Linked DNA regions of Mus musculus: regions 1, 2, 3 and 5 are each linked to region 4. Evidence: chromatin loops called from intact Hi-C (ENCODE). Cell type or tissue: heart. All regions are shown on one strand. Region 1 overlaps Nat10 (N-acetyltransferase 10). Region 2 holds the start of Caprin1 (cell cycle associated protein 1). Region 3 overlaps Abtb2 (ankyrin repeat and BTB (POZ) domain containing 2). Region 4 holds the start of Abtb2 (ankyrin repeat and BTB (POZ) domain containing 2). Region 5 overlaps Abtb2 (ankyrin repeat and BTB (POZ) domain containing 2).

What was found. Hi-C counts contacts between places; a loop is a spot of excess contacts. Peaks named below come from ENCODE experiments on the same cell type or tissue, not always from the same donor. Only the 100,000 strongest peaks of a DNase experiment are listed, where the experiment ranks them.
Region 1: a loop joins it to region 4, with 6 times the contacts of the local background. A loop is called at or near these places in 13 of 42 quality-filtered maps.
Region 2: a loop joins it to region 4, with 4 times the contacts of the local background. A loop is called at or near these places in 2 of 42 quality-filtered maps.
Region 3: it touches region 4 in a loop (7-fold over the local background); 38 of 42 quality-filtered maps call a loop at or near these places.
Region 5: a loop joins it to region 4, with 3 times the contacts of the local background. A loop is called at or near these places in 35 of 42 quality-filtered maps.

The regions. Positions count from the first base shown.
Region 1 is chr2:103,741,120-103,746,119 of GRCm38, forward strand. It overlaps Nat10 (N-acetyltransferase 10), which reads right to left. Exons shown (of 29, transcript NM_153126.3): 9 at 3,167-3,300; 10 at 2,145-2,238; 11 at 1,925-2,023. Among named protein-coding and RNA genes, the nearest start is that of Nat10, 18 kb to the right of the region's middle. In heart, a CTCF peak has its summit at 3,021 (motif pointing left); a DNase peak (open chromatin) is centred at 2,592.
Region 2 is chr2:103,794,677-103,799,676 of GRCm38, forward strand. Caprin1 (cell cycle associated protein 1) reads right to left here and starts at 2,964. Exons shown (of 19, transcript NM_016739.3): 1 at 2,787-2,964; 2 at 2,055-2,264. The coding sequence starts at 2,264. In heart, CTCF peaks have their summits at 2,605 and 2,806; DNase peaks (open chromatin) are centred at 1,295, 1,805, 2,535 and 2,965; H3K4me3 peaks cover 3,927 bases; H3K27ac peaks cover 3,431 bases.
Region 3 is chr2:103,716,536-103,721,535 of GRCm38, forward strand. It overlaps Abtb2 (ankyrin repeat and BTB (POZ) domain containing 2), which reads left to right. Exons shown (of 17, transcript NM_178890.3): 17 at 625-1,888. The coding sequence ends at 822. Nat10 (N-acetyltransferase 10) reads right to left here. Exons shown (of 29, transcript NM_153126.3): 29 at 4,723-5,000. Among named protein-coding and RNA genes, the nearest start is that of Nat10, 42 kb to the right of the region's middle. In heart, a CTCF peak has its summit at 2,591 (motif pointing left); a DNase peak (open chromatin) is centred at 2,586.
Region 4 is chr2:103,564,291-103,569,290 of GRCm38, forward strand. It overlaps Abtb2 (ankyrin repeat and BTB (POZ) domain containing 2), which reads left to right and starts at 2,020. Exons shown (of 17, transcript NM_178890.3): 1 at 2,020-3,319. The coding sequence starts at 2,437. In heart, CTCF peaks have their summits at 1,917 and 2,603; DNase peaks (open chromatin) are centred at 1,241, 1,951, 2,471 and 3,141; H3K4me3 peaks cover 4,453 bases; H3K27ac peaks cover 3,352 bases.
Region 5 is chr2:103,698,820-103,703,819 of GRCm38, forward strand. It overlaps Abtb2 (ankyrin repeat and BTB (POZ) domain containing 2), which reads left to right. Exons shown (of 17, transcript NM_178890.3): 4 at 1,952-2,104; 5 at 3,437-3,602. Among named protein-coding and RNA genes, the nearest start is that of Nat10, 60 kb to the right of the region's middle. In heart, a CTCF peak has its summit at 1,906; a DNase peak (open chromatin) is centred at 3,875.

The DNA.
Region 1 (5,000 bases), 180 kb after region 4:
GCAGGAGGATCGGACACTGGCCTGGGGCTACACAGTGAATTAAACTAAGGCCAGTCTGGGTTACTCAGGGAGACTGGCTCAAACCAAACCAAACAGCAGCAACAAAAACAGCTGTGATGGTTCATACCTGTAATCAGTACACTTAGGGAGCTGAGACAGGAGGACAGTGAACTGGAAGACAAAACTAAAACTCAGGAGTTTACTGCACTGTACCCAGCATGAATGAGACTTAAAAACCCAAACCAAAAAGTGATATGAAGGTAGCAAATTTTGTAAAGGAGAATTTGGGGAAATCCCAGGAAACTAGACAGCTACACAGCTAGGTCTAAAGCTCAGCAATTCTATACTTGTCCTAGAAAACAAACACAAATTGTAGCACCTCATTTGACACTTGAAAGTACATCAACCTGACCTGCAAGCCTCAGTCTAGAGATGTGGCAAGCAGATGCAGACTGGAAAGGCGGGCAGCTGGAGGGCAGTATGGCATGCCTGCTCATAGGCACAAACACAGCCAGAGCACAGCCTCAGTACTGCTGGTTCCAGCGGGAACACTGGCCACGCACAGTCTGGTCTCGGGGCTTTTCTACGGGTCTGAAGCGTTAGTAAGAAAGCAAGCAAGACTGGGCTGATCTGGAGGTGACGGGGCGGGGGGGAGGGGGGGGAGATCTGCCTTACTTGCTTCTGGTCACAAATCTTTCATGGGACCCCACAACTTGATTCTTAACTAAATAAGCATTTCAAAAAATTACAGAAAGCAGCCACCAGGAAGCAGGCTGGCTTTAACTCAATACTCTTCTCAATTTCCAGGCTAGAAGGACACACTTTCTCAGAGCCAATACCCTGCCCTAGCCCCAAGACCCACCCCACACTAGCTGCAGTCCCCCCTGTCCCCAGCTGAGAGAATCAGGCAGCAGTGAGCTGAAAGGGCAGAAGGAGGAGACTAGAAAAAGACCCAGGGGCTTCAGAGATGGCTCAGCAGTAAGGAGCACTGACTGTTCCTCCATGGGACCCAGGTTCACTTCGAGCATCCACACTGGTGGCTCACAACTATTTCTAACTCCAGTTCCAGGGATCCCGTGCCTTCTTCTGCTCTTAAAGGGCAACAGACATGTATGTGGTACAAAGACACACATGCAGTCAAATACCCACACACAGAATTTTTAAAGGGGGGGGGAGGGTATCTAATAAAACTAACAGAGACTCCAGGGTAAAGGCGAAAGGCATAAACAGTGGTGGTGTCACCATCTGCCTTCGTATGCCGTGACAGAGCCACCCAGTGCCACTGCAGGCATAAGATTCAAGGATCATAAACTGCCAAGTTTACTAGGCTCGCTCACTTCCCATTCCAATCTAATGTCAAAAGCAATCAATGAATCTGTCCAGCAAGAGCCAGTGAGCCTTGTGCCTCTGCAATCCTGTCGCATGAGCCTCACAGAGACTGAGCAACACTGAGGCCTTCAGAAACTGGGCTTACAGAGATCTGTGGAGCTTTCCAGGAAATGTTGTTTAAAAGAGAAATAGGACATCAGCAAAACACAACGAGCCCCAGCACATTCTGCAAAGCTCTTTTCCTTTGAAATGGTGATGTGATTGTTCCAGCTGCAGATGTAGGTCTCAAAACCCACAGTAACTCAGCAAACGTCAACTGATGAGAGCCACCTTTCCCACTCTTGGGCACACTCTCAATCCCACTCCTTTCACAGTCAGAGACAAACTTAACTTTTCAATCCAGTGACATCACTTCCCCCACAGTTGACCTGAATGCCATCCTCACTTGGTGCTGATAATCTGCAACACACCACCATTCTCACACACCACTGCTGGGCAGGGCAAACCAATCACACAAATGGGCAAACCCCACACAGCTAGGTCCACACAGCGCGATCCTGGCTGGCCTGCAGAGCAGGTCTGAGATGAGCCTCACCTGAATAGTCTGTCTGTGCTCTCGGAACACATTGACCCTGATCACCGCTTTATTAAACTCGGGGTTCAGCGACTGTACAATCTCATAATCCAGATGCTCCTGGTGAAGAAAGAGTCAAACCCATGACAAGTTTCAGAGTCACTACTGAGAAAGCAAGCATTCCACAGACCACTGGGCAGAACTCTAGCACTAAAGCACACAGTCTACACGACTTTCTTACCTGATACTGCAGAGCATCAAATCCTTTAAATACAAATTCAAACAGCGTGTGGAGGTTATCCGGGCTTGGGGAGGTAACAAAAATATTGGAATACCTGCAGAACAAAAGAAAAATGGGGGAGGTGGTTTAGAAATTAAGAGACTTAGAACATTCTAAAGAAGCAAATAAAATTAAGGAATCATTTTTGGCTGCTTCTGTCAACACAAATGATAACCAGAGACAACAGCAGGGTAAGGGAGGAACACTTTTTGGGAGAGGAGAAAAGCAACCAAGACCTGAGTACACACCTCTGCAAAACTGAGACAAATGGGTTATCGGTGTGCTAGTAGCAAGCCCTGACCCAGGGCTACTTCATCAGTGTCAAGGCATACTACAAGAATAGCTGTCCACATGCAGAACCCACACACAGCTGCCAAGCCAGTATCCTGACAGGAAGGGCAGCCTCACACTCATCACTAGCTAGGCTGAGGTTTCCAAATTATGAAGTCATGGAGCTATGTGGTGCTGGGGCCAAGGCCAAATCTCTGCCAGCAGCAACCTGCAGGAGGATCTTGGGTAATCCCCTGGGCCTTGGTTCATCCACATACAAAGTGCCCACAGACTCTGTAAGCATCACCAGGGAAGACGGCACAGGGAGGACAAAGTTGTAGGTCCATCATCTGAGTTGGCAAAGCACACACAGGCCAGAAAATAATACCTTACTGAAAACAAATAAGACCCATCACCAACCAAGGTCATAATGTATTTCACCTGTATTTGTGCAATCACCAAAGCTAGTCAGACACTCTCACGATGAGAGGTTTTCTTTGCATTTGTGTCTGTTCAACTTAAGAAGCAAACAAAAGAGCTCTGGTACTGCCTACAGTGCCTCCTAGTGGCCCAGGGGAGCAGTGCTGCAGCTTCCAGACAAATACCCATGATCCTGACAGAAGTTACATGGTGGACAGCCCTGATGAGGAACCAGAGACAACTCCACCAGGTGCCTGACTCAAATCCTGCACACTCCCATGTGGAACCCTTACCCGAATGCCACTGCTCCAGCGATAGCCAGGCCCAGGGCCGCAGACTTGCCCCTTCCTCGGGCAGCGGTGAGGGCTACAGTACTCCTTAGAGTCTTCTCCGAGATCCCCTCAATGAATTTCAAGACAGCTTTGGCCTGTACAAAGATAACATTATGCGAATGTCCAGAAAGGCTATGGGGTTGGCTCTTATCACCAGTCGTGGAGAGGTTAGGCTGACGTTGAGGATAACAAAAAGGGTATTAGTTCCTACAGGCCAGAAAGCCCTGCTTGGTGCCTATGTTTCTCATGCCTTGGTCGGCTCCTCAGCTTTGTCAAGACCCAAAGTACCCTCAAAGCTCTCAAGTTTCTATCTCCACTGTAGACCACCCCCCCACACACACACTTGTCATACCCTTAGGTAGGATTCCTATAAGATCCATTTACACACAGACATCTCAGACGTTAAGCTGATGTAAAACAGTTCTACCTACTAGCCTCCCCACCGGAGTTTAACTGTCCAACTCTGGGTTAAACATACCCTCCATTTTCTCACCCAACCCTGACTTTCTAGTACCTCCTTTTGGTGACACCTTCAAAACAGTCAAGCCATTCCTCACAGCCCTCTAATTCTGCTCACAGCCATATTCTCCTGTTCCAGCTAACTCCATCATAACAGCAAGCAGCTTCAGTTACTCTTCCTGCTTCAAGCCATATCACAGCACAGCCTGCAGTGAGCTCGGCAGCTAGAGAGCCTTCTATAAGCTTGGGATGCTACCACAGTGTGCTAAAAGCACACAAAGCTTTCTTTCCACTGTCACCAGCTCTCCTAGTGGCATTTAGTAATGTCTATCCCCCACGCCTACCTCCTTCTTGCTGCTAGCCCTACTGGCCTCCTTGCTGGTTCCTAACCCTAACCCAACCCACACTCCTGCCTTCAGCCTATGCAGCTGCTAACCATTCTGCCCAGGGACTCATTTCACAGCTCCTTGGAGGCTTTGCTCTACAATCTTTCACCCCCTTACCCGTGTCTCTGGAAGCATCATTCTGATGTGCCCACACCTCTAGACTTCCTTTCCTTTTTCTTTGCTCTGCACAGCTCTTTCCACTAAACCGATTTAGTGGAAGAAACTAATTTCCTCCACCCAGAATCTGAATCATCCTAAAAAGCAGAGGGGCTCTCAGCCTTTCTAATGCTGAGAGCTTGTAATACACTTGCTCGTGTTGTGGTGACCTCCAACCATAACACTGTAATTTTGCTACTGTTATGAATCGTAATGTAATATCTGATATGCAGGATATCTGCATGTATGAGACCCACAGGTTAAGACCCACTGCTATACAGTATGAGCTCTGAAGCAAGAACCTTGCTCACTGCCAAGCCTGGCACACAGCCAAGTACATGGCACCAAATGGGAACAACTTCTACATGGGAGCCACACTAGCAATCAGGCCAAACCTGGGTCCCCGATGAGATCTAAGGAGTGAAGGAAGCTGTGCCTGTCGTCCTGAGGAGCCAGTCTGGGTCTCAGGGCAGAAGCACTAAGATGAAGACCCAGCAGTCAGGAAGGCACTTCAGGACACCAAGCTCCTCAGATGAAACACCCGAGGGATCAAGTGTGATAACTCATCGGTCTTTGCTGAATGATATTTTACTTTTTAAATTTTAGGGAGAAGTTCCAAATGCTAATTAAAAATTACTAGACTGAAATATATCCTAAATTATTTATCTAAAGTGAAAGGGTAACATGAAAAAGACAAATATGCAAGTAATACAGACATGAGCAGACCTCATAACCAAAAGGGAAAACAAAACAGGAATAATCAATAATCATTTGCCTGCCTCTTTCATGATGAT
Region 2 (5,000 bases), 230 kb after region 4:
CATGGGGATAACCTCATTTTCTGTGTCTTGTTTTAAAATGCCCTTAAACACTTCAATCTGTCACCTCACAAATATAATGACTGCTACTCAACATTGCTCTTTAATAAACATATTTGAAGAATTTGCAACCACTAACATTGATACCTCAAATCATTAAAGCTCATGTCGGATCCTATTCTACAAGAAACTGAGTTCCCAGAAATTCCAAAAATTAAACCGTTTGGAGCAACAGCCTAACAACACTGCTTTATTGCATTAGGAAAATTTAAAGATACCCAAGTTAAACTCAATTTCACACAGGGTACCAAACACACGCAAGTATCAGAAAATGCTAGCAGGGTGTGGTGGCGCAAGCCTTTAGTCCCAGCACTTGGGAGGCAGAGGCAGGAGGATTTCTGAGTTAGAGGCGCCAGCCTGGTCTTCAGAGTGAGTTCCAGGACAGCCAGGGGTACACAGAGAAACCCTGTCTCAAAAAGAAAAAAAAGAAAAAAAAAGGAAATGCTGGCATGAAATTCCATATTTGAATGTAGCTTACAGTGCTTTCACTATTTTAATATTTCCTCTTTTCACTATTTAATAATTTAATACATTAAAATTTCTTATCAAAATAGCTAAAGTTTCATATCTTGTTCATGTATATTCACAATTTCAAATAAAGTCTGGGAAGTTTTAGTAATATGGCCACTCTTCAACACTGAAACAGAAAAAGTACAAAGGTGAATGTTTCAAACTCACTACTAAAAATGGGAAATCAGCAGATAAACCACAAGATTAAGATGTAAATAGCCTGGATTTTTCCAACTTACCTCCTACAGCTCAGATTTTTAGCCAATATCCTATCTCACTAATCTCCTCTAACTAGTTAAACAACTAACTAAACATCTTCATGGGAATTTTTCAAAATTTTAAAATATGCCCCGGCAGGCATAAGTTATCAAAAGTTACATTATACTTAATGTAAAAGGGCAAGTTAGAATAACAGTTCCAGGTAAATTGCCTCCATTTTCACTCTACCACCCCATGTTTGTCCCTTTCCACTACTTTTCTTAATCAGGGTAGAAATTTACTTCTACCCAGACTCTTCCTCTAAACTGTGTTGGTATACGGTCCTACACTAAACGCATAAAACAAAAAAGCCGGTTTAAGTAATCTAACAGTATGGTCCAGAATGGCTAAATATTAAAGCCAAAACAGTGTGGGTGTGGCTCGACTTTTTGGGAGGGGGGGCTAGGCGGGGCTGCTGCCTGGTCTCTGCCCTCCCCCTCTGCTTTCGCTTTGTGCTCACAATGCAGCTCCTGTACAGCGCTTCCCTCTCCCGCAGCCGCCGCCATGTTAGACACTCCATGTGCCCAGAGACCCAGAGGCAGTCTCCAGTCTAAACTAGATCCACCTCCGAAAGATCAAGGAAATCTCCCTGACCCTTTAGAATGCTGAAGCGGTAAAAAATAATAAATTAAAAAGAAAAGGTCATGGCAAAAAACAACAACAAAAAACACTCATTTAAAAACTACCTCGTGACTAGGCTGGGCGTGAGGTTCCAAGCACCCAGACAATCGAAACAAAGGGGGAAACGTAGGGAGCCCATCGGAAGGGGGCGGGGGTACCCAAGCAAAGGCCCGCTTAACTAGGACTTGACGGGACTGCAACCCTAGTTCAGGTCTAGACACATATCTTTTCTTGGGAAGAGAGCCATTCCACCAGCCCCCAGCCTAGGTACCAAAGGCAAACGCCACAGTTACAAGGCATGGACCGCTCAACTCCACGAGCAATCGGGCCGGGCACACTGTTTCTTCCCCTTGGCCTCCTTCAAAAGTCAGGCCTCAGTTTGGGAGCATACCCAGCAACGGGCCCACCACCCAAGCAACCGGTCACCAGGCGGAAAGGCCCCGCTCAGCCTGATGTGAGTAACCGAGGCCTAGAGGCAGCGCCGCGTTGGGGTCAGGTGACAGGCACCTCCCCGAGGCGCCCGTTTTCTGGGCAAGGAGCACCATCCACCGCCGGGACCGGTGTAGGGCTGGAGCCACGAGCCCTCCCTCTCCACTAACTCCTCGCACCTTTTTCTTCTCCAGGTTCCGAAGTTTCTTGTCGATTACGCCGAGAATCTGCTTCATGGCCTCGGTCTGGACGGCGCCGGTGCCGGTTGCCGGATGCTGAGAAGCCGGCGCAGCTGCCCCGGCCGCCGCCTCACTCCCGGAGGAACCGGACGGCGGCGGCGGTCCCGACGATTTGCTGCCGCTTCCGCTGTGGCTGGTGGCCGAGGGCATCTTTAGACCGAGAAGAGAGGAGAGGAAAAAAGCGGGAGGGAAGGACAAGACCAGCAAGTCAGGAGACGGACGGGGAGAGACGCGGGACAAAACGCGCAGCGGGCGGGCGGGCAGGCGGCTACGCGCGCGCGCGGTGGGGGGAGGGGGCGGCGCGCGCCGCCGGCAGGAAGGGGCCCACGGGCACGCGCGCGACCCGCCAGCGGGGCGCCGGGCCGCCCGCCCCTCCCCCCTCCCCGGGGCACCAAGCTCGCGCCGGGGGCGGGGCCTGGCACGGCCGCCGTCAACCGCCAGGGCAACGGTCCCCATCGGGGCAAGTGGCACCCGTTGCCTTGCGAGAACGAGAGGGACAAAGGTCAGGGCCAGGGGTGGAGAAGGGCACTTGGAGTGACCGGGTTGGGGGTGGGGGTGGGGAGGCCCTGAGCGAGCCCTCCCAGCCGCTCGGACCGCTCCGAAGGTAAAAAGGACACCCAGGTACAGCGGCCTTCTTCCCCTTCGGCGCCTTTGATCCGGGATGGCGCTCACCGTGCGCGCGCGGAGCCGCTGGACGTCTGGAGTGGGCAGCCGAGGGGGGCAAGGGTGGTGCTGCGTTGAGAACAGAGACGTGCGCTCCGTGGGCGCAGGCCGCTTCGCCCTGTCCCCGCGGCTCTGAGCTGCTCCTAGTGGGACAAGAGCCGGCGCGGGAGGGACTTAGCCAGCCAGCGCTCTGCAACGAGGGGGGGCGGGAGCAATAGGGAGCGAGGGCCTTCAAGCCGGTGAGGCTGCCCGACTGGAATGCCTGTCGAAAAAAGGTCACCGGACCGCGCCTCCCGTCGGGCCGTGTCCTCGGCGCCAGGTTCCTGTCCCTTTGCATATCTGGAAAGTACCCTCACGGAGACCGTTATCCCAGATCCTTGAGTTTTGAGTGAAACCTAAGCTGGGGTCCTTCAGGCGAAATCTCTTGACATCCTAACGGGGACAATGGGTGTCAAGCCTCAGGCTCTGGAGCTGAGGACTGCCCCTTGTAGAGCCCTTATTTGGTGGGAGTGGGGGTTGGAGGGGCAAAGGTTTCTGCAAGTAAGGGGTGCGTGGGGTGGGTGGTGCAATCCCAGCTTCTAGAATTCCTTCTGTATGGAGAGCATGCAAACTCACCCTAAAAGGTCTGAGAAAAGGCAACTTGCCACATAATAATTATACAATAACCTAGGCATGGAGAATGAACATCCTTCATGGCTTTTTGATCTCCTTAATTACCCCAGTCATGTTAAAAACCCGTCTTCTCCTACCCTGAGATAGATAAGTACGCCCTATCAGGAATTACTTATCTTTACCCGATTTGTTTAAGATTTTACCCAAAACTTTAAAGACTATGCAAGATGCCGGGAGGGGGTGCGAGGGGGGCACTTTTTTGTCCAGGAGAATTATTTGGGGGGCGGGGGGGTGGTCAAAGAGGGTGGATAACGAGTAAAAGGAAAAAATGAGTGATCTAGAGAAAGGTACTAAAAGGAATATGATCCGTGGAAAATTCAGCAACATGATGTATGAGAGCAGTAAATGACCAATTTATAATTTAAAATCCATGAAAAGGAAATTTAGAAGAGGGTTCTATCAAAGAATTAAAATGACTAACACTGGCTGGCACCAGTATATCCTGAGGGAGCCTGGAGAAACAGCAGCACCCCGTGGCCTTGAGATACTCACTCCACTTAACTGTAAAGTCTGTAATCTGTGCTTTTAAGTATTTATCGAGCACCTTATGGCATGCTAGGAAATCTGCAGTGCTAGAGATGGTGAACAAAACAGCTTTTTTTTTTTCACAGTGTTTGTATTGGGAGGTATGCACAAAAATAACAAACCAAAGGAAGAAAAAAAGGTGATGGGGAATGAAAACCTTCCTGGGTACTTCTGAGCCAGGACTGGAGGAAGCAAAGAGAGCTTAGAGGAGGACCTTTCTAGTAAAAGAAACACCATTGAGCAAGATCTGAGAGGAGCTTGGTTAGTGCTCCTGCCTTTAATCCAAGCACTGGAGAGGCAGAGACAGGCAGGCCTCTTAAGCTCAAGACTACTAGACTAGCCTAGTCTACCTAGTAAGTTCCAGACTGAACAAGAGTGACATAGGAGAATATGGCAAAACCTTAATGTGTTTCACAGTGGCTAGAAAGAGTAAGAAAGAAAGCCATAAGCCGGGCAGTGGTGGCGCACACCTTTAATCCCAGCACTTGGGAGGCAGAGGCAGGCAGATATTCTGAATTCAAGGCCAACCTGGTCTACAGAGTAAGTTCCAGGACAGCCAGGGCTGCACAGAGAAACCCTGTCTCGAAAAACCAAAAATAAAAAAGAAAGCCATAAAGGGGCCTGGCTTCGATATTTGCTGAGTGACATAGGGAATGTTAATTTCATCAAATGTGGTTTAAATCACTCTTACTGTCATGGCAGTGCAGGCCTTTAATCCCAGCACTGGGGAGGCAGGTGGATCTCTGAGTTTGAGGCCAGCCTGGTCTACCCAGAGAGTTCCAGGACAGCCAGGGCTATTACACAGAGAAACCCAGTCTCAGAAAGCCAAAAAGTAAATTTTTAAAACCACCCTTACTGCTGTATAAAGAGTTGTCAAGAAATGTGTACTAGAGATGAGAGGCTAAAATAAAACCAGAAGCCGAGAGACCAAGGAACAGACTGTGGGAATGAGCCAGCCCACTGTAGTACAGTGAAGCAGAAGCAATGCAGGCAGGCGGATTCATTGTACATTGTAACTGTAGAGCA
Region 3 (5,000 bases), 150 kb after region 4:
AGCAAGCTTGACAAGACTCACAGCATCCCACTCTCCTGGGACAACCCTCCCCCTTTCTGTAAAGCACTTCCCAGGACCAACCAGTCCCATGTCTTCATCAGATCATGTCCCCAGGCCTCAGGCATTCCCAGCTTTTACTGTCCACCTGTAGTCACCTGGCTGGTCTCATTAATTTCTCAGGTTTTATCCTCCTGCATGTTAGCTCCAGGAGAGTCTGAGAGGGACCTCCATGCCCTGCTCAGAGACAGACTGGAAGTGAATGCTTGATACTTTCTGCATTAGCATGGCTTTGGAGCATCGCCCATGATGCTCGTGAGCCTTGTGCTGGGCCGTGTGTAGTCACTGCCCTTAGGAAAAGAGCTGTTCAATAGCTATCATGTAACATAGGGGAGGGGAAGGGAAGGGGCCAGGGACTCATTAGTGTTCTTGGTGACACAACTGAGACTTGAACCAGGTACTCCCAGGAGGTACTCACACAGGGGAGGTGGCTTCAAGAGACAGACCGGGACATCTCCCCAGGTTTAAGCTGAGCCCTATTGTGAGTGGGTGAGTCGGTTAGGGCAGGTTTGGGGATGGAGAAGGCTATAGGAAGGCCACGGGCCTCACTTCCCTCTCTACCTGCAGATCCACAACGCCCCGGAGCTGGCCCTCTTCTGTGAAGGCTTCTTCCTCAAGCACATGAAGGCCCTGCTAGAGCAGGATGCCTTCCGGCAGCTCATCTATGGCCGAAGCAGCAAAGTCCAGGGCCTGGACCCACTGCAGGATCTGCAGAGCACCCTAGCAGAGCGAGTGCATTCTGTCTACGTCACCTCCCGGGTGTGAGGCAGGATGGAGGGGGACTGTTATCTGAGGGCGTGCAAAGGTCTGTTAAGGCCAGAAACCACCAGTGACACCCCCAGTGGAAGGAGGCTTGTAGGCTTTAGGGGTACTTCCTGCTCTTCCCCTAGATAACCAATCATCTGTGGTGTTGACCGACCCTTGGGTGAACAGAGTCCACTTCACTGTTGCTCAACCAGTAACTGGCAAGGGGGTGTAACATAGTTGCACCTTGAGGGCCACCCTGTGCCCTCTCCCCTCCAGTGGCTCAGCAGCAAGCTCACCTCAGCTCCAGCTCTCGCCATCCTGGCTGGACTGTTAGGGGCATGGGCATTCTTATGAATGTAGAAAATGGATCCTGAGCCCCAGGCCACTGGATGCAGTAGCTGGTATGCTTTGTTTTCCTAAACAGAGAAGAAAGGGTTTCCAAATCCTGTCCTCCAAGCTGTGCCTTTGAAAGGGCTGGTGAGGTGGCCCCTGTCTGTGAAGACTGGACCTCTAGTCGCCTGCCCCACGAGACTACTATGTTAGGAGTCTGAGCTCAGAGCTTCCGAGCTGATGATGGGCTACAGTACAGGAACTCAAGGACTTCCGCTCTTGCTGCTACAACTGGCAGCCAAAGTGAAGAGGTTGGTTCTAGGTCGGGCCTAGCTCTAATGTGTCTGCAGGCTGAGGCAGCAGAGTGCCTTCCAGTTAGGACAGGGGTGCAAGAGCACACTTGTCACCTGGGATCTGTGACTCTGGGGCATGAAGGACAAGGCCTCGGTGGAAGAGAAGCTATGTCCCCTCCCATCCTGTCCTCAGTCTTGGCTCCCCATCCTCTGGCCTGTTTGTGGACAGATGCTGGGACAGCATCAAGAACAGCTACCTTAGAAACTATTTATTCATCAGAAGCCCCCAGGGCTTGCAATCCTGGAAAGATATTTTCAACTTGCTGCTTGTGCGGGATGTACAAAGGAATGAATGGTATTTTATTGCTGTAATATTGTATAATACTGTAACTATACCTTAATGTTGTTACTTACTGTAAATGTGCTATGGTTTTATCAACAATAAACACTCATTAACATTGGCATTGGCATCTGCTCCTGGTAAAAGAAGATTGCCTAGGAGTTCAGAGTTGCAGAAGAGCCCCGCTGGACCATGGAGAACCCAGAGCTGAGTCTGTCCCACTGGGCAGGAAAACCCCACAGCAGAGCTACCATATACCTTGCCACTCACCTGTCTGGTATCACTCTGACTCTGTCCTCAGATTGGCCAATTTCTTCACCTGGGAAATGAGGCGCATGAAAATTTGATGTGCCAATGGGCTAGACAGAGCAGGACTCTCAGTGGGGAGGAGGCCCACCTATGGCTTTCTCTGGCCTTATGGCCCAGGCCCCTCCGTCAGGCTGAGATGAGGAAGGTCCTGAGGTTTACACACCTGTGCCAGCTCTACACTGCGTGGCCTGCCGAGAAGCACCAGGGAGATGCAGGAGCAGGCACTGAAGGGCAGCCTGGGCTAGGAATCTGGTAAATATACCACCCTCCTACCCCTAGTTCTTGTTAAGATCAGTGGGAGTGGCTACCATTTAAGTAGCATCCTGGAAAAGAATGTAGAGACTCCAGAAACCAGAGAGGCCCGTTTCCTAGCTCTTTTTGGGTAGAGGGCCGGCAGAATGGCTTGAACTTCACTCTGGGGCTCTGGACTCAGCAGTGAGGACATCCTGTGCATATTCTCTTCCACTGAGGCCCTGTCTTTCACGCCCCACAGTGCCCTCTGGGGGCCACAGGAAGGAGATGCAGTCCTCAGTACCACCATGTGAAGCAGCAGAGAGTGTCTGCCCTTTAAGGGTTTGTGTCTGACCACTCCACCTCCAGCAGAGCTGTTCCTAGCTGAAAAGGCAAGTCAGTTTACAACTGGCTCCAACCTGTTCCTCCGCAGGTGTTAGGATTAGATGAGGAGTTAGCCCCCTAGGCTCATATTAAACAGGTACTTTTAAACAAATATTTAATCATTTTTAAAATTTTTTAAAACATATAAGGGTACTTATGTGAAAAACTCGGTGTAAGCACATGCAGCCCCAGCCAGGACTGTGGGGGCCAGAGTCAGGGTCACTGTGGGGCTTGCTGGCTGCCAGCCTGGCTCCAGTTCAGTAAGAGACCCTCTCTCAAGGGAATAAAGTGGAGAATGACAGGAGCAGGAGACCCGGTGTCCTCTGGCCTGCGCGTGCGCGCACACACGCACACACACACACACACACACACACACACACACACACACTCTCACAAACACACACACACACACACACACACACACACACACACACACACTTCTGTGGGGGGAAAGCTAACTTTTCCTAGGACCTAACACTTATAGCAACAGGGGTGTTTGATCAGTTAGCCCAGGGCAGCAACTCAAGATCATGCGAGCCACTTCTAAGCTGTCAGGCTGTTGCTACTAGCAGCTAGACAAGAACAAAGTTGACTTTTTTTTTTAATTAGTATTGTCTTTATTTACATTTCAAAAAAGCTCCCTATACCCTCCCCCGCCCCCACCCACCCACTCACTCCCACTTCTTGGCCCTGGTGTTTCCCCTGTACTGGGGCATATAAAGTTCGCAAGACCTAGGGGCCTCTCTTCCCAATGATGGCCGACTAGGCCATCTTCTGATACATATGCAGCTAGAGACACGAGCTCTGGAAGACCAACGTGTGGATACTTCATTCCTCCTTAGAATAGGGAACAAAATACCCATGGAAGGAGTTACAGAGACAAAGCTTGGAGCTAAGACGAAAGGATGGACCATCTAGAGACTACCCCACCGGGGATCCATCCCATAATCAGCCACCAAACCCAGACACTATTGCATATGCCAGAAAGATTTTGCTCAAAGTTGACTTCTTATAGGAGTCCTTGGGTCACAAAGGCTGGATGTATTAGCAATGAACCCAAGGACAGCAGACAAGGCAGTTATACATCAGGGCTAGGGTCTGAGACCCCTGTAGCAACTTGGAAGCCACCAGGGTTAGTCCAGGGCCACCAAGGTAAACACTAGGCACTAAGGCTTCTGGCCTTCCCTGGTTCCTTCCAGTCTCTCCTGATGCTGTGCTCTCTACACTAAACAAGAGTTCCTTTCTTCATAAGAGTCCCCTATGTAGACAAAGGATTGGCAAACCAGAAAGTTCCCAGAGATCGTGCCCCCTTCTCCCAGCCTCGGTGCACACACGCAGTTGGTCACTCCAGCATCCTCTGGGATTGTCAAGACCAGATGAGCAGTGAGAACAGGTTGACACTAGCCCCTTATAGCTTAGGGGTGAGGAGACCATGAAGGAACCCCCTTTGTTCCCCATCCTGGTAACCTATGCAGAGCTGGCCCATCTGACTTCACTTTGAATGTGACTTCTCCTGAGACAGAAGAGCCTCACCATCTGGGGGCCAGATGGTGAGGTCTGAAGGAGGCATGCCCTTTCAGGTTTGAAGGAGAGACAACACACTGAGACCTGTGCAGGAGGACATGGTTTGAAAAGGACCTTGACTGCACACAGTGGCCATCCTGGTCAGGTTGAGAAGCCCAAAGACAGTTATTACTTTGTGAGCACCTCCAACTGCAAAGCACAGGCTGTGTAACCCACGTGAGTCTGGCCAGCTCGGGCTTATTCTAGAATATGGCCAGGCCCGCGTCATTCCATCATCCTGGAGCCACTATCACTGAGCAGCACCTGTGGTTAGACCTGGAGAGCAATGGAAATGCAGACTGGGTCCACTGTTGTAAGTCAGGCACTGGTCTAAGCAGCACCTGCTCTTTTTCACCCACTGTTCCTCATGGCTGGGGGATGTGGGTGCCTTCACTACTACTTGTGATCCCCCAAGGTAAAGCCACATTACTTTGTTATAACCGATTTTATAGGCACTGCAGGCAAATGGTCCTTCCAAGACATCATTTATTAAAAATATTCTCTCTCCCCTCATTTTTGTAGTAAGAGTCTTTCTCGATAGTCTCTCCCAAATGAAGAGGCAACCAAAAGGCATCTGGGGCTCAGATGTTGCAGCCTACCTAAGCCTTTCCTGGGACGCTGAGGACAGCAGACCTGCCGCAGGCAGACATAGAAGGGAGGAGCAGGAGAGGTCCTGCTGACCCAGCCTCAGTGTCGGGACAGGTCTGCAGTGAGGCAGCGTGTGCCTCCAGAAAGCCGTGTGCTGG
Region 4 (5,000 bases):
CCAATGCTTTAAATTAACTTCTAAATTAAAAACCTAAGTATGTTCTATAGCTTGTGAATGGTTGATGTATCTTCTAAGTATCGTTTAATGTACAGAGCTGCTCTTTCTTCCCTCGATTTTCTTGCTATCTCTTAAAGAAATCCAGTTATTTGTCTAGGACCCTTGTGGGGCAGTTTAACACCCATGAAAGTCCGGGATTTCATTCTTGGTGTGTTTCTCTTTTTATCCTCTTTTTGGGGTTTTGTCAAAACCCAGGCTGGCTTCAAGTCAGCCCTCCTGCTTATCTCCTCGGTCCTGAGGTTACAGATATGAATAACCACATCTATATCCAAATTGGGCATGTTTATCTTTACATTTTAAGTCATCATGTGATTTAAATACACCAATACAAATATCCCATATTTTGTGTAAGAAGCACTCCAAATCACCTTTTTAGTTAATGTACCTTCCCAGTCAGCCTTTTGAAGAAAATGAACAAAGAAAAAAAAAAATTACTTCCTCTGGATATCCACTAGAGGACGATATTTCCTTTATTATATTTCTCATAATGGGTATTAAATCCATCAAACGGTTTTTCGTGTTTTCTGACAAGTTGAACCTCTAATTTAACTTCTAATTTCGCCTCTATAAAATGTGACTCTGTTAATTTGATGACTTATGCCTTGCACAGTACTTCCGTCCTTGACTCTGTTTCCAATTCTATGGCATCAGGAGGCAACGTCTCATGTACCCCAGGAAAGGAAAAAATTAAGTAAAACTGCCAAATAAAAAATCGCTTTATGGGGAAAGGGATCATTAATTTAAGGAAAGAGACAAACCAGACTTTTCTAGTTCGTATCCAACTCACGGCCCAAGGTCAGAACTGTAAAGTACAGCACAAAGGAGCTATTCAGGAGCTGGCGAAGAGGACTTGGGACGAACGTTGTGCACAATCCGCGCTTTGATTTTGCAGTCCTGCTGGAGGGGGGCTGGTGCACGCTTGTGCACGTGCGTGTGAATAGTTATGGAGGAGCAGCTGGTCCTCCGAGAGCTGGGCGTGGATCTATGCAATCAGTAGCTCTCTAGCGAGCCGCTTGGGGTGCACCTGGGCGCTACTGGAAGGACAGCAATTCACTGTACCCAGGAGGCACCGAGTCCCGAGGGGGAAGAAGACCTGCGGACCCGCACATCATGCCAGCAAGTCCTTAAAAGGGAACACCTGCATGCACGAGGTGTTCAGCGCAGGTCCTCGTTTTTCATCTGGTTCCTTGCAGGCACTCCCTCCCACCTTGGACAAAAAGGATCCGCCTGATAGTACACCGGTAGGAGGAAAGCCGTTCATTCTTTAGGTTTGGACTCCCACCTCCTAGATAATCCTTGGAAAACAGTGGACTGTAACAGTGGATACAGGGGTGTGATCACAGGCCTCTGAGTGCCGGGCTATTTTCAGGTCCCAGTTTAAGATAGTCTGTTTCGATTGGAGCCTAAAGTCAATATAAACAAAACTAGATAGATCTGAGAAGAGAAGCAGAGGTGCTCCCCTGCCCTCCAAACATAAATAGCTTTTCATTTCTCAAAAGAGAAGGAGGAGGGGCTTGGTAGAAAGTCGACAAGAAAGGTGAGTCGGGTCTCCTCCCAGTTTTCTTTTCCTACTGCCCTGGGCTGGGTGCTCACAGCTTTACAAGGAGCTGCCTGCCTAAGTCTAAAGCATAGAAGGCGGGAAAGGGACAGCACATAGGGGCTTTTCCTTTTCGTTTATCTTTTAATCCTCAGCGCTGGGGCCTGTTTTCGGGTTCCCCCGGCTTTCTGGGTCTCTGCGCCCCACCTCCTTGCCAGCTCGCTCGCTTGTTCTCCCCACCCAACCCCCTCAGCCATACCCACCCGCTACACCCCATTCTCGGTGATTTGCATATTTCCCGCCCCTCTCGGAAACCATTGGCATAGCCCTTGCCCGGCGTGGCTGATGATTGGTGAACCGCCCGGGTGTATTTGCATGCGGGCCGCTCCAGAGGACCTATCTGTGTCTGTAACCCGCGCCCCGTAGAAGTTTGTGGAGCGCTTTCTCAGCGGCTGGTCCCAGACGGACCTCGGGCGCCTCGCTCTTCGGTGGCCGCCCCGTTTTCTCGGGATTCTTTCTGTGGTGATGGACTCTCCGGACGCTCTGTAAGGGAAGCTGAGAGCTGGCGGCGCGAGTTCAGAGGAGGAGGGCTGGGAAGTCCGTTCGCTGACAGCGGCGCGACTGAACGCGGACGGCGTCGGGCTCCGGCCGGCTGAGAGCTTCGCCTACCTTCCCGCGGCCTGTGCGCGGGCGATGCTGCGGCCCCGAGGCGCGGCGCGGCGAGCACGGAGGGCGCCTCCGAGAGCCTAGAGCTGGTTTCCGCCCCCTTCCCCCGGGGCAAGTGGGCATGGAACAGTGAGAGCCCCTCGCTCGGCGAGGCCGCGCGCGGAGGCTCCCCCATGGCCGGGACATACAGCTCCACATTGAAGACTCTGGAGGACTTGACCTTGGACTCCGGGTATGGGGCCGGCGACTCCTGCCGCTCGCTCAGCCTTTCGTCTTCCAAGTCCAACTCGCAGGCGCTCAACTCTTCGGCGCAGCAGCACCGCGGGGCGGCCTGGTGGTGCTACTCCGGCTCCATGAACAGCCGCCACAACAGCTGGGACACGGTGAACACAGTGCTGCCCGAGGATCCCGAAGTGGCCGACCTCTTCTCCCGCTGCCCGCGGCTCCCGGAGCTGGAGGAGTTCCCTTGGACCGAGGGAGACGTGGCCCGGGTGCTCCGCAAAAGCGTCGGCGGCCGGAGGCTGCCCTCGTTCTCCGCCGAGGCTGTGAGACGCTTGGCCGGACTCCTCCGCCGGGCGCTCATCCGCGTGGCCCGGGAGGCGCAGCGCCTTAGCGTGCTGCACGCTAAGTGCACCCGCTTCGAGGTGCAGAGTGCGGTGCGCCTGGTGCACAGCTGGGCGCTGGCCGAGAGCTGCGCACTGGCAGCGGTCAAGGCGTTGTCCCTCTACAGCATGAGCGCTGGGGATGGGCTGCGCCGCGGCAAGTCGGCGCGCTGCGGCCTCACTTTCTCCGTGGGCCGCTTCTTCCGTTGGATGGTGGACACTCGCATCTCCGTGCGCATCCATGAGTACGCGGCCATCTCGCTAACGGCTTGCATGGAGAACCTGGTGGAGGAGATCCGGGCCAGGGTGCTGGCGAGCCAGAGCCCAGATGGCGGAGGGGCAGGAGGTGGAGAGGTATCCGCTGAGGCCTTGGAGATGGTCATCAACAACGACGCCGAGCTCTGGGGAGTCCTGCAACCCTATGAGCATCTCATCTGTGGCAAGAACGCCAATGGTAAGCACGAGGGGGGTGTGGGTGAAGGGAACCTTGACCTACAGGCTGGGTGGGCCACCCCAGGAGTGGATTTTCTTAGGAGCAAGCTGTGAAGTGAACCACCGGAATTCTGGGAGAATTCTTAAGTGGAAATCTTGTCAAAGGTTGTTTTAGGTGTCTAACTTTTGAGGATAAAGTTGTGGTTAGTGTTCTGTTGACTGTACACTAATTGAGTGAGAATGGGTGCGTGGACCAAACTACTCCTGAACCCTCTAAAGTGAGTCTTGCTGCCCTGCTACGGTTTTCCCTGTTAGTTGGATCTCTAGGAGTCTATTTTCACCTCACCATAGGTAGATTGTGGTTCTTCTGGTGTTGTCTCAGCACTGTGGCAGCAAGCAGCCCAGGGGTCTGTACTCTCAACACCTGAGCCTTGGATAAATGGGATGGGTAGATTAGAATGGAGAGCCCAGTTTCTGGTGCTGCACCCTGGGCTTAATGGTGCTCATAGTCAGGCCTCTTGACAGGAGGTGGAGGGAGAGCTCCCAGCTCTTAATACTATGTGCCCAGAGGTGAGGGAAACCAGAGACTCTTGAGTCTGCTTCCCAGAAAGAGCCACACGCTGGCTTCTGGGGCTGAATTTTCCAGCTGTCATTAGCCAAGTAAGCATTTGATTAAAACCTCATGTTAAATTAAATGCACAACCTTTTAGGCTTTCCTGAAAGGAAAGATGACAGGCTCAGTAAACCGCATTATGGGAATGGAGTGTGGGGGATGGGCAGCTGCACGGCGCGGAGTCTAGAAAACTAAGCACTGGGTAGCTGCACCCCAACTGAAGGCATTGCAAGGCTTCAGAGCCAAGGGTGAAAACAAAGCACTTGCCGTTTGCTATGGCAGTTTAGAGCACGACATGCATTCAACAGCAGACTGCTTATCTGACACCAGCTTCAGGGGTGGCCACCATGTATTATTTAAGATGGACCAACCTTATGGTCCAATTGGAAGGGTCACTTTGTGTGCAGCTTTCAGTGGCAAATAAGCAGGTAATGGAGGAGACCAGGTGGATCCTGGAAAGGGAGAAAAGTCAAATTAGACGTGGCTTAACATACTCATGGTAGCTAAACTTTAGAACAATGTGGCTTAACATACTCTGGATAGCAAAATTTAGAACGATAAAATGTAGAATACCAGTAATAGTCACTGTACTTAGCACTCTGTATATGATGACCACTTTTATAAACTAGCCAGTGTCTATTGGCAGTGTGAAACTGTGAACTGTGTGTTTAGGTTTCTGTCCCCATTTTCTGCATACAACCCCTAAAATTCCTGGAATCTCCAAAATGAAAATATATTCTTGTATGGCAATGACTAAGTAAGAGCTTGCTACCTGTAGGTAGTTTCAGGGTGGGGATTAGTCACCAGAAAGAATAAAGCAGTCTTTAAAGGGTTAGTACCTTCTGACTTCTATCCCCAGCCTCCCACAAGAGGGGTGAGGCAAGACAGAAGGTTAAATTGATGATCAATCAATGGCCAAGATTCTAATCAATCATGCATGTATAATAAAGTCTTCATAAACAAAAAAACAAACTTCAAGAGGAGAAGTTTCCTGGTGCTTCTGGGTAGCTGAACACCAGAAGGACAAGGGACTCACCTTCCTTCTTATGTTGTCCTGTGGGGGTCTTCACCTGTGGCCTTGTAACCTTTA
Region 5 (5,000 bases), 130 kb after region 4:
TGTCTCGGCCTCTAGCACACAAGGGAAAGAGAGTCTAGATACAAGCATGCTCTACGAAGAGAGAAGAACTCTACCCCTACTGCATTCTCTACCCAGTGAGCTGATGGGGCACCAAGGGAGGAGGAGGACGAGTAAGGATACCACCCGACAAGGACGTGTGCTTCCCGAACATCCCCTTGGAGCTTAGAGCAGCGGTTCCCCTCCTGTGGGTCACAACCTTCTGGCAACCCTCTATCTCCAAAAATACTTATATTACAATTCATAACAGTAGCAAAATCACAGTTATGAAGTAGCAACAAAAATAACTTAATGGTTGGGAGTCACCTGTATTAAAGGGAGGCAGCGTTAAGAAGATGGAGAGTCGCTGCTTTAGAGGATCTGGGAAATGCCCAGTTAGAGGTTTCATACCATAGCAGGGCTTGGCAATGCCTGCAGTCCCAGAATTCAGGAGGCTGAGGCAAGAGAAACACAAGTTAGGCCACCTGGGTTACATAGTGAGACACACACACACACACACACACACACACGGTTTAATGGCCACACTCTGCTCTTTGCTGTACAAATAGAAAATCATGAACAACCAGTTTTCAGTGTAATGATTTAAACAAAACCTTCTCTTGGGCTAAGGGCTAAGGACATCTGTGGAAGTCCCTCTGTACTGCCCTCCAGCCTTGTAAGAGTCGGAAATTTTACAGGTATTTGAGGGGGTTTCAAATGGATAATAATCAGGGTGGATCTTGCAGAAAGTGATAATTCATGAATGGTCATTTTTTTCTTTCTAGATTACACAAGTTTCCCCAAATAGTCCCACTTCCTATATGAATCAACACCATGCCCTTGAAAACGAGACACATCATCATCATTATTATTTTTTGAGACAAGACTCCTGTAGCCTAGGCTAGCCTCAAACTCGATTTATAGTCAAGGGTGGCCTTGAACTCCTGCCTTCATCTCTCAAGTGCAGGGCTTACAGATATATGCCACCACCCTTGGCTTCAGGTGTCATAGATTGATGTCATTCTTTTCTCAGCAGAAACATGACTTGGTCCGTGTAAAAACCTGCATCTGTTAATGCTAAGTAACAGGTGCTAATTCATGGTTTTAGTCTGTCAACAAACATTTATTGAAAACTGTAGCGGTGAATTAGTTAACTGCTTTGACTCCGGTGGGTTGCATGCATGCTGCACCTGCCCAGGAGCCCTCTGGATTCATGAATGGAAGAACACATGCCAGCTGACTTTGATAAGCCTTGACTAGCTCTGTAGCTGGGCACTTCTAATCCTCCCTGCGACTAGCATACACTTCCCTCCTGTGTTCCTGGCTTAACATCTTCTAGATCTATGTTTTATCTTTGCTGCCCTGTTACCTTCTGGGCAGTGTCCCCCAACCCCCAATAAGGTCACTTTCCCTTTCCAACTACATTGCTGGATGGTTTTCTTCTGCTGCTCTTAAATCTGACCCCTCTCCCTCCAAGTCATGAGGATTCTCCTCTTTGGTCCCTTTCCTGCACAATCTAAAAGTCCCGCCTCAGTCTTTATGCCCAGCCGTTAGCTGTGTGGCAATTCTTTACTATCAATCAAAGCCAGCTGGAGGCAGGGGCCCTCAGGTCCAGAAGCACGGCTTTTAGGAGCTGAAATAAGACAAAGCATTAGAACCAATTCTCAACAGAAAACCTGTTGGGTCAGGCCCTGTGCTAAGAAATGAGAAAGGCATCGTTCCTGGCCTTAGGCCATTCGGGATGATGGGACACACGCCATGCTGGAATAGAGTTCTAGGGGCTGTTATAGTAGGCCTGAGAGGTTGGGTGGAGAGAGGTAGTATTGGCACTGTCCTTTCATGGATAAAGCAGCGCGTCTTGCAAGGCTACTTTCTGAGACTGTGTGCTAAGGGGCCCCCTTCTGTGTGCAGGGAACACTGCACCCAGACCTGACCTCTCTCTGCTTCCCCACAGGCCCTTCATGCTGCTGCCACCGCTGATGGAGTGGATGCGGGTTGCAATCACCTATGCAGAACACCGTCGCAGCCCCACTGTGGACAGTGGCGATATCCGGCAGGCAGCCCGGCTACTGCTGCCAGGCCTGGACTGTGAGCCCCGGCAACTCAAGTATGGAGCCCAAAAGAAGTGGGGAGGGGTACAACTTCTCTGTCCCATCACCTATAACACCTCTCTGCTATCTGCTTCTTCTAGTGGCTGGGTGGGCATCAGAGCAAGGCTGTAGGGCACCTGAGTTACATTAAGTATCGTTCAAAAGTTCATATCCCCCATAGCCAAGTGGGGGAAGAGGTTTGTTCTAGGCTTTGTCTGTAATTGCTGTAGTGCTACCCAGCACATACACACCTTTGACTTTGGGCTGGAGTGCACATGGAGTGCGAGTTTGGGGTCCTGGCTGGGGAGGCTCTTTCATTCACTGTGGTTTTCTTGTATCAAACCCTGTGCTGAGCTCTTCTGCCTTGTGCCTGTATCTCAGCCATCATGACAACTTTAAAGAGGGCTCTAGTGCCCTGTAACAAATGAAGAGACTGCAGGTCAGAGAGGAACAGCAGCTTGTCTGCAGAGGTGCCTAAATTTAAGATCATCATGTTCCTTCCCACAGTAACCCCTCCTGTAGACAGGACTGCTGCAGAAGCTGTTCATGGGCCTGCTCCTGCTGGCCAGCCCTAGCCTGGCCTGGCCTGAGGGCTGCTTGAATTTCTGTTTCCTGACGGTGCCCAAACCATACTATAGACATGAATTTTACAAACTTTGACCTAATTCAAAGATTCAGGTAGGAGCTTTTAGGATGCTGTGGTGTGCCCTGTGTAGGTACAGATTTTGTCTATAATGGTTCTTAGTTGAGTTGATTGTTCATAGGATTCTGATTCTCTTCCTGCCTTGTCCTTGATAATTTGGGGTTTTACTGGGCAACCTGAAGAGACAAAGGGAAAATCTAGGCATTGGCAGCAATGCCTACTTCACCACCTGAAGGTCAGCCTGCTTATGCAAGCACTATGCAGTGGCCAAATGCTAAGGCCCAGGCCCGGGCACCAGCCCTGGTCAGCTTTCTCCTCCTCAAGGGAGTCAGAGAATTTGTTCCAACAGTTGACAGATCTCAAGCGCTCAGTCCACTGCATTAGTCCATGTGTAGGAGGCCGAGCTTTGTCCTTTCTATGGCAGAGGTTCTCCACCTAACCACTTTGCTATCTCCAAAGAGTTTACATTATGACTCATAACAGTAAGCCAAATTACACTTAGGGAGTAGCAGTGAAAGTAATTTTATGGTTGGGGTCACCATAACATGAGAGTCTGTAAAGGGCCGCATCAGGAAGGTTGAGAATCACTGCCCCAGGGCAAGACCAGAGCAAGACCAGCCATAGCTGACCCCTTCACAATTCAGCCAGACCCACTGTGCTGTGTGTCACAGTCACACTCACACACCTCTTGGTCTCTCCTGTGCAGACCCGAGTGCTGCTTCAGTTCCTTCCGGAGGCTGGATGCTCGAGCTGCTACTGAACGCTTCAACCAGGACCTGGGCTTCCGCATGCTCAACTGTGGGAGAACAGACCTCATCAGCCAGGCCATCGAGGCCCTGGGCCCGGATGGGGTGAACACAATGGATGACCAGGTACCTTCTGCGGACTCTTCTAGGCCAGGCATAGAGAACTATGCTAGGGTGGGAGAAGCAGTCACAGTCCCTGTATCCTGAGCCTGACTGGGGCTTGCTCAGTCAGCTCTGGGCCTCAAGATCCTGACAGGTGGCCAGTCTGGGTCCCCCAAACCTCCTGGACAACTATGGTAGTGTGGGCTCTGTTTCCCTGGTTGGAAGGCCAGCAGCTATCCTAGATGAGGCCGGGCTGAGGAAGAATCCAGTGAAGGCTTGGACTGTAGACTCGGCAGCAAGCCGTGGGACATAATCACTGGCATGTGAACGGGACTGTGTGCCAGCCACTCACAAGCTCCAGAGAAACCAGGACTCGGGGTGACACTGGTAAAGCGAGAGTAAGAAGCAAGCACCTAAGCCTATCGACCACCTAAGGCCAAGTGCAGCTGGAGTCAACAGCACACGGCAGCTGTAGCAGGAGGATCAGGAGTTCAAGGCCAGCTTCAGCTACATAGTGAATTCAGGGCCAGTCTGGACTACAAAGTGAGCTCCTGTCACAATAAAACTGAACGCTAAGCATCTAGTTCATTGGTAGAGTATTTGCCTAACATGTGCAAGGCCCCTGGTTCAGTTTCCAGCACCAAAAGAAAGAGGAGGAGGAGGAAGAGGAAGAGGAAGAAGAAGAAGAGGAGGAGGAGGGCAAACACAGAAAACAAAGAAAGAGCACATTGATGAGAAGTACCAAGAAGCAAAATGAAGGGGAAGAGGGCAGGAAATACTGGGGTGAACCCTGATTTACAGAAGAAACTATGAAGGCGCCTGCACAGTCAGAAGACTGCAGCGCACACCCGCTGTGGAATGTTTGGGTGACTCTGTTTGATCAGTTACTATGTCCCAAATGATACTGTGTGGTTTGGAAGCCTATCCAAAAGCCTGGGGACAGCCAGGCTGCCATGGAGGGTCACGGCCCGTGTCTTACGCCATGACAGTGCAGCCCAGAGACTGGAGCAGCAGATGAAGCGTGAGGCCAGGAGTGCTTTGTGGGGCTGAAACTGAGCCTGAGGGAGGGTGGGGTTGGGTGCAGCAGAACAGGAAAGAGGGTGAGGCAGCTGCCAGCGAGTGTGGCCAGGCCAGGCTGAGGAGCCACAGAGCGAGGAGTGTCTGCACAGTGGAGAACCTCAGGCTGGTGTCGGTCGCATGCAGGCACAGATGCAAGGCCTCTGTGGGAGCCTTCTTCCCAGTGGGTGTTCGCTTCCTCGGGGCCTGCAGTGTTGAAGCCCAGGCACTTACAGTTCACACTGTTGAAGGCTTTAGTCTACCACATCACAGCTGAGGTATCTTGACAAGATACCCTGCCACCAAAGGGACCTTGCTTTCCTTTCCTCAGTGCCTGCGTGTAGAGCAGTTGGTGGGATCTTCCAT